Linked DNA regions of Homo sapiens: all the other regions are linked to region 3. The links are chromatin loops, found by intact Hi-C in ENCODE. Cell type or tissue: B cell. All regions are shown on one strand.

Evidence for each region. Hi-C counts contacts between places; a loop is a spot of excess contacts. Peaks named below come from ENCODE experiments on the same cell type or tissue, not always from the same donor. Only the 100,000 strongest peaks of a DNase experiment are listed, where the experiment ranks them.
Region 1: a loop joins it to region 3, with 7 times the contacts of the local background. A loop is called at or near these places in 6 of 110 quality-filtered maps.
Region 2: it touches region 3 in a loop (2.0-fold over the local background); 16 of 110 quality-filtered maps call a loop at or near these places.

What each region holds. Positions count from the first base shown.
Region 1 is chr9:6,078,971-6,081,470 of GRCh38, forward strand. No RefSeq gene overlaps it. Among named protein-coding and RNA genes, the nearest start is that of RANBP6, 65 kb to the left of the region's middle. In B cell, no CTCF peak of the experiment used is centred here; a DNase peak (open chromatin) is centred at 1,421; H3K4me3 peaks cover 1,174 bases; H3K27ac peaks cover 911 bases.
Region 2 is chr9:5,957,416-5,959,915 of GRCh38, forward strand. The region is part of intron 3 of BRD10 (bromodomain containing 10); the gene reads right to left. Among named protein-coding and RNA genes, the nearest start is that of MIR4665, 49 kb to the right of the region's middle. In B cell, no CTCF peak of the experiment used is centred here; a DNase peak (open chromatin) is centred at 1,016.
Region 3 is chr9:6,006,995-6,009,494 of GRCh38, forward strand. BRD10 (bromodomain containing 10) reads right to left here and starts at 1,488. Exons shown (of 8, transcript NM_001017969.3): 1 at 201-1,488. The coding sequence starts at 793. MIR4665 (microRNA 4665) reads left to right here and starts at 832; the gene lies at 832-910. RefSeq lists silencers at 1-15, 406-565, 756-985, 1,036-1,555 and enhancers at 156-385, 517-1,018, 1,019-1,518. In B cell, no CTCF peak of the experiment used is centred here; DNase peaks (open chromatin) are centred at 97, 1,067 and 1,477; H3K4me3 peaks cover 2,247 bases; H3K27ac peaks cover 2,272 bases.

The sequences.
Region 1 (2,500 bases), 72 kb after region 3:
AGGTTCAAATGTTTAGCCAATTGGGACTAGTTTAGATTGTAGGGCCCGACCCCGGCCAATGGGGAAAGGGTACAGGGTCAGGACTTGCATTAGGAATAAAGGCTCTCATGCCCCTTTGTTCAGGTGTGCTCTCATGGTGACCGGCCAAGGAGAAGCACCCCTCTGCGCAAAAGTAAAATTGCTTGGTTAAGAATCCTTTGTTTGAGTGTTCAATTTCCTTAGGATTTTGGGCATTATTCTCAACAATTCTGGTGCCCAAATTCTGGGGCTCAAATACTCTCCTTTGGGAAGGGGGTCTTTGGTCACCTCACCCAGGGGTCCCACTGTCTTGTTATGGTGGCCAGAGGGTGAGGGGGGTCAGGGCCCACCCATTGTGATGAATAAATCTGGGTTCTCAGCAAAGCAGGGAGGAGAGGCTTGCAAGACCGTGGCAATAAGAGGACCAGGTAATTCTTGTGCATGGAAAAAGGTAGGAGACTTCACAAAGGTGACAAAGTATTTCCTTGGTGGTCAGGATAATTTGGAGTTTGACAGTGTGTGAATGGGGCTAAGCATTATGGTTGTGTGGAGTGAGTGAGTCTTCTCTGCGGTTTCGTGTTGCCATCTATCGACTAGGGGCAGGAAGAGTCACAGTAGACAAAGAGAAAGAAGGGTACAAGGAGCCTCCAGAGGGGTGAGCTATAGGATATGCAGGAAACCCTTAACGGGAGAGGCTAAGCCTCCAGAAAGGGGGAGGTAAGACACCTCCAACACAACAGGTTGAACCCCCTCTTAAAGCCTCATTGAGCCTCTAGAAAGAGGGGGGTAGACACCTCTAACAGGAGAGGTTAGAGCCCCCCATAACCCCTAAGATGGGGAATGTTTCATGTAAGACAGGAAAACTAAAGAGTCAAGAGAGCAATGAAATTCCTTCTGATAGCCCCTTGGGGCTTATGCTAAAGTATTGGAAAGATAATGAGAGGACCAAGTATAAACGAAAACAGCAGATGATAAAATATTTTTGTTTTATTTGGGCTCGAGAACCCATCCTGAAACCCTCACTTTTCTGGCCAAAATTTGGGTCAAATGAGGAGCGGATTTGTCAGCTCTTAATTGAGCATGTTAATGATAAGAGCCCTGTTTCCCAGGAAGAAATTGATTACACCCTCTATTGGTGGCAGGGACCTATCCTCCTTTACCCTTTAGACTCCGGAGGGAGAAAGCCAGAAGCCAACCCCTCTGGCAGGGAAAGAGTTCCCATGTCTAGACAACCCACACCCACTAACACGTGGGACCCTCTAGATCACCTTCCTCCATTCAGTGCCCCCATCCCACTCCTCCAGTTCCTGTTTCAGGTCCCTCCCCTGCTTGTGTCACTCTTCCAGCTGCCCCCAATCCCGCCCCTCCGGTTCCCGTTTCAGGTCCCTCCCCTGCTTGCGTCACTCTTCTGGCCGCCCCGATCCCGCCCCTCTGGTTCCCATTTCCGTTTCAGGTCCCTCCCCTGTTTGCATCATTCTTCTGGTTGCCCCCCAGTCCCGCCCCTCCAGCTCCCGTTTCCATTTCAGGTCCCTCCCCTGCTTGTGTCACTCTTCCAGTTGTTCCCGATTCCGTCCCTCTGGCTGCGGTTTCGGGTTACTGCCCAGCTGTTTCAGGCCACTCCCTCACCTGTGTCACTTGCCCGTGTTCCATTCCCCCAGCTGCTGCTGCAGATCCCTCCCCGACCTGTGGTTTCTATACTCATATACTCATATTGCTCCTCCTGCCTATAATCCTCACTTTGCAGAATTACCATCTTGTGAGCCTGCCCCCCTCCTCAACAAAACTATTAAGTATCCCTCTTTAAAGGGGCTTCAATGTGAAATAGAGCAATGTAAAAAAGATATTCGAAACTTTCCATTTCCCTCCACACCTAAAGAGCCAGATCCAACTTTCTTTCCTCTAAGGGTGGTACCACAAGGACAGGGGGTGGCTATTGGCTTTGTAAACTCTCCCTTGACCAGTTCAGAAGTCCAGAATTTAAAAAAGGAGCTTAAGCCATTATTGGATGACCCTTATGGAGTAGCAGATCAAATTGATCAATTTCTAGGGCCTCAGATATACACTGGGCTGAGTTGATGTCCATTTTGGGTGTCCTCTTTTCAGGGGAAGAACGAAGTACGATTCGGAGGGCTGCTATGGTGGTTTGGGAATGTGAGCACCCTTCTGGTCAAAATGTTCCTCCTGCAGACCATAAATTTCCCACCCGAGACCCCCAGTGGGACAATAACAATGCAAATCACTGGGAAAACGTGAAGGACCTAAGGAAGATGATAATAAAAGGAATTCGAGAATCAGTACCCCGAACTCAAAATCTTTCTAAAGCATTTGATATTCAACAGGAAAAAGATGAGGGACCTGCTAGATTCTTAAACAGATTGAGGGAGCAAATGAGACAATATGCAGGCCTTGATTTGGAAAACCCCCTTGGACGAGGAATGTTAAAACCTCACTTTGTTACTAAAAGTTGGCCAAACATTTCAAG
Region 2 (2,500 bases), 50 kb before region 3:
CGCATTTGTTATTCTAATTAATCTTAACAATACAGCCAAGTAGGTATTACCTCACTTATCACAGATAAAGAAACAGGCTATAAACAGGTAAAGAAACTGATGGAGGAGCTGTAGCTAATATGCACTAGGAGCATACATGTGAAATTAGGTCTGTCTCACTTCAAAGCTGTACTCTTTTTATGGTAAAATACTGCATTCTTTCAAATTTTTGAAAGGGATGTAATCTGCTTCTGTTTGGTTCAGAGCATTCCTTTTTATTAGGGTTGGATGATTTGTACATTTACTATTTTTTAATACCTTCAGTATATATCCTGAAAAAAACAATTTCAGTATAAATTTTCCTGTATTCTTCAGTAAAAACATCAGCACTTCAAAAAAATTAAATATTATTTTAAAAATCGAGCATGAGATACTACAAAATCATGCCTTTATTTGGTAACCTGTTTTTGCTTCAGGACAAAATATATACAGGGCAAGTTACATACTACCAGTGGGCTTCCCTTCCCTTATCACTCAACTTGATCATATCCCAGGCCTTTTACTTCCACTGCCCTAAGTTACTTGGTCATATAAAATAGAATAAAATTCTCAAACCTATAATTATGCTGAAATCAGAAGTCAAATTAAAACATACACAGAATTTCAATACCACTCTTGAGCCTAAAACAGAAAGTGTCAGCCTGTACCTGGAAAATGCATAAGGAAACATTAATAAACCTTAATAATAAACCTTAGTAATTAATGTTACAAAAGTATACCCTAATGAAGCTTTCTAAAACACTATGCTTAGAACAACTTAAGAAAAGAATGCCCAACCTGAGAGGGAAAATTATAACTAAAGATATATTTTATACTGTAACTGAGGAATAAAACTCTAGTTTTCTAGAATCTGGAAATATGCCTTTTATAAAAGAAATGGCATATTTCTTTACATAAGAAGGTGATTATCATCCCCCTTTCAGTTCCCCTTTCTCAGTTTCTTATTCCTCATTCTTTACCCTTCTCCTTCACCTGGTTTTCCTGTCTTCACTCCTCAGACCTCTGGGCTACTCATACTCAGACTTCCACTTTAAGCCAAGTGTGGTGGTGCATGCCTGTGATCCCAGCTCGCCTGTGGTCCCAGCTACTTGGGAGGCGGAGGTGAGAGGATGGCTTGCGCCCCGGAGTTCGAGGCCAGGTGGGCAACATAGCGAGATCCTGTCTCTCAGGGAGGGATAGGAGGAAGAAAAAGAACAGAAAAAAAAAGGTACTTCAATGCTTTCCTAGATTTAGCCTTTCCATGTTTTAAAATTATCCCAACACATTCACTCCTCCCTCTGTACTTTCGCCTTAGGAACCTTAATAAATAAATGAATACTAAGATATTAATCATTGTTGCAAGTAAAAACTCAAGGGTATTTGTATTATTAAACAGTGAATTTGCAAAGTGCCTGGGATGTAAAGTCACAGAACTAGAGCCTAAACTTGTCTTTTATTTACTAAATGTGCATGTCTTGAGCTAACTATATTCTAGGAGTTTCTGGAGTGTTCTATCTCAAGTAAGCAATTTGACCTTAACAAAACAGTTTATTTTCCTTTTATTCTTCTTACCTATAAGCAAATTTCTTATCATACTGGTAATTCTTTAACGCTATCACATAATTCAGTAACTCCTGAACACCCATTTCTTTTTACCCTTTAACTTAGAATATTGAATCAGTTGCCAAATTCTGCTACTTATTGCAGCATCTCTCTCAAAATAGAATTTTCTTCTATCATTGTGATAGAAAAGTCACATAATCAATCCTTACCTGGATTTAGAATTGTCTCGTTATAGTTATCATCTACCCCTTCATCTTACCCCTGCCAGCTTCTTTTCATAGCTCTTTAATGGTATCCTAATTATCTTGCAAGATCCTTTCTCCTAATCCTGTCACTTACTAGCTCTAGCTGTGTGACTTTGGACAAATAAATCTCCATCTCAATTTTTAAAAACCTCTAAAATCTGTAATAATGGGGAATAATAGTAATATTTATTTTTTGAAGTCTTCATGAAGATTAAATGAGATAGCATGTATAAAGGCTTAGAACAGTGCCTGGCATACAATAAGCACTCAATGAGTACTCGGTTTTTTAGACAAAAAGTAGAAGGATTGAAAAAATAAAAGGACATGGAGTATAGTAAATCCTTTCACTCTCTTTATATTTTGAAATCTTCAGCTGGTATGCTAAAAGTTTTCTCCGTAAGACACATGTAGTTAGGGTCTCTAGTGCTATCACTACAGAACTATATAATAACCTTTTCACAGATACGGGCCTGGAAATAATCAAACACTGTAGATTACATTACCTTCTCAGTCATTTCCTATAAAGCAGCTCATTACTTTTTACACATCTGATATATCTTATTTCAAGCTCAATTCCTTGCAATGGAATCTTGATTCAATTATTTAACATAGTACCACATGCTTAGAAAGATCACCCAAAAATGACACCCTTCTATCATTCGAACAGCTTCTAA
Region 3 (2,500 bases):
ACGCGCAAGCCGGGTTCGGCCCACACCCACCACACCCCTCCGGTCCCCGCCCAGCGCCGCTCCTCCTCCCGGGCTTCTCCAGCACCGACTCAGCACCTATCAGCGCCGCCCCCAGGCCCCTGGCCCAGCCCATCCTCGGGCACGTGTGAGTGTGTGTTTGTGTCAGTCTGTCAGTCCCACCGGGGACCGGGCTCGCTTACCGAGAGAGAAGCGCTAACTTCTGCTCCAGCATCATCTCCAGCTTCTGGCCCTGTTTGGAGATCCAGTGGTCCACTCCGTGCAGGCGGTAGCACGTCTCCAGCATCAACCTGAAGTCCGCCACGAACTCGGTGATGCCCCCGTACTGGCCGCTGGCGAACTTCTCTTCCATCTGCAGCAGACACATGCCCTGTCCGGGCTGCTGCGGGAAGGCGCGACCGCCCCGGCCCCCGCTGCGCGGCCCTTCCGCCACCTCCTCCTCCGCGGTGGCAACGCCCCCCAAGGGCTGCAGAAAGGGGGCGGTGAGGCCCCGGTGCTTCTCCTGCAGGAACTCGCCCAGGATGCGGTAGCCCTGCTGTAGCTCGTAGGTCAGCTCCTGCTCCTTGCAGCAACCGCCTCCGATCACCATCGCCTCCATCTCTTCCTCCTGATCGTCCGCGTCCTCCAGCGAGGAGGCACTCCTTCCGTGGGCCGGCCCTGAGGTCTGGGCCGCCGCTGCCACCTCCTCCTCGTCGTCCTCTCCTTCGGCCGCCGGTGGCGGCCGCTCTTCCTCCCCAGCCGGCTCCATCGCTCCCGGCGTCCCGGGCACACTCATGCCCCGGCAGGCCTAGGCTGGGCGGTGTGGAACAGCCGCTCGAGGTGCTGGGGGACGCGTGAGCGCGAGCCGCTTCCTCACGGCTCGGCCGCGGCGCGTAGCCCCCGCCACATCGGGCCTGGCTCTCCTCAGCCGCCGGCTCGGCTCGGTGCGCGCGGGGGTCTTGAGCTCACCGCCGGCGGGGCGGGGTTACATGGCGCGCGAGGAGGGGGGAGAGAAGAGGAGAGCCTAGGTGCCCTCCTCTCCCCTCCCCCCCGGCGGCGGCGCGCGCACGGCCCTCGCCGGCCTCACCCCTCCGCACCCCGCCCGCCTGCTCTTCACCGGCCAGGCCCTGCCGGGTCGCCGCGGCCTCGGCGCCCCACCCCCTCCCGGGCCAGCGGGGGGCTGGGAGGGGGCGAGGAGGAAGGGGGTTCTCCTCTCCCCTCCCCGGAGGGGGCCGCAGCGGCGGCTCCGGCTCCTCCTCTCCCTCACACCCCCTCCCGCCCCCCTCTACCTGCGGGGGACACGGGCAGAAGGAGGCGGTGCACGGACGGGGCCCGGCGACAACTGTCAGTTAGAAGCCCCGCTGGGCGGTGAGGGGGGAGAAAGGGGAGGGGCAGGGAGAGAAGGGGGAGGGCACTCAGCCCCCCGGCTGGGAAGAGCTGTGGAGAGAAGCAAAGAAAGAGGCCCTGTCGCCATCCCCGGTGCGCATGCGTAGTAGAACAATTCCCCCCTCCCCCCCCGCCACCATCGTGCCCCGCCCCGCTACGCAAAAGGAAGAGCTTCGGCTCAGCTACAGGCCCAGAAGCCTGCTAGGGTTGCGCGGACCAATGATGTAATCAATCGTAGGCCAATCGAACATGTTGATGGAGGGGGAAGCAAGGCGCCTGCGCAGCTTAATTCGCTACCGCCTGGGAAGGTGGCCAAAAGGCTTTTTTTAAAGCAAGTGCTTCAAGAGGAAACTTCTTTTGCAAGACCCGTGTTAGCCCCCCAAACTAAAATTAAAGTTGCTAGATAACCTTTGTTAATGGCAAATGAATAGTGAGAAAGCGCAAAATGTAAATCTTCTCTACTATAAAATTTACATTCTGTTCCCACCCTTTCTCCCTTGTGACTGCGGGTCTTCTATATATAACCAGAATTTTGAGAAGTTTAGAAAGAAAGTTTAAGGACTCGACCATACGTTCACATGCAGAAGAAAAGGAAGTGATTTTTAGAACCCCAGCTCTTAACATCAATTCATATTTTGGAACTAATTCCATGTTTTCAGTTACAAATTTCCACCCTCCCGATTCTTGAGATCTGTTAAGAATAAAGAGAATGGAACCTCATTTAAACAAATTCTTGGGACTGAAAACAGTCAAAATAGTTCATGTCTGAGTTGTACAGCATTAAACAGTTGTTTGCATGGGCTGATAATCTCACTACATTTTACAATTACTGTTTAATGACTAAAAAGTGGACTCATCATTCACATTGGTTTACATGTTACTTAAAATTAGTTGGGAGGTAGGAATTCATGGTTCCATAAAGCAAATACTACTATTTCCTCATGTTCTATTTGAAAGACGCACATATTATTTTTTCTAGGTACACAGAACCCTCGTTAAAACCTAGAATTACCTAAACACAAAAACAAAATTACAGAAATCATGCATTTTAAAAGTAAAATGTGTATAACTAAATGATTAGGATACTCTGACTCTTGCAATTGTTTACTTCTCATTA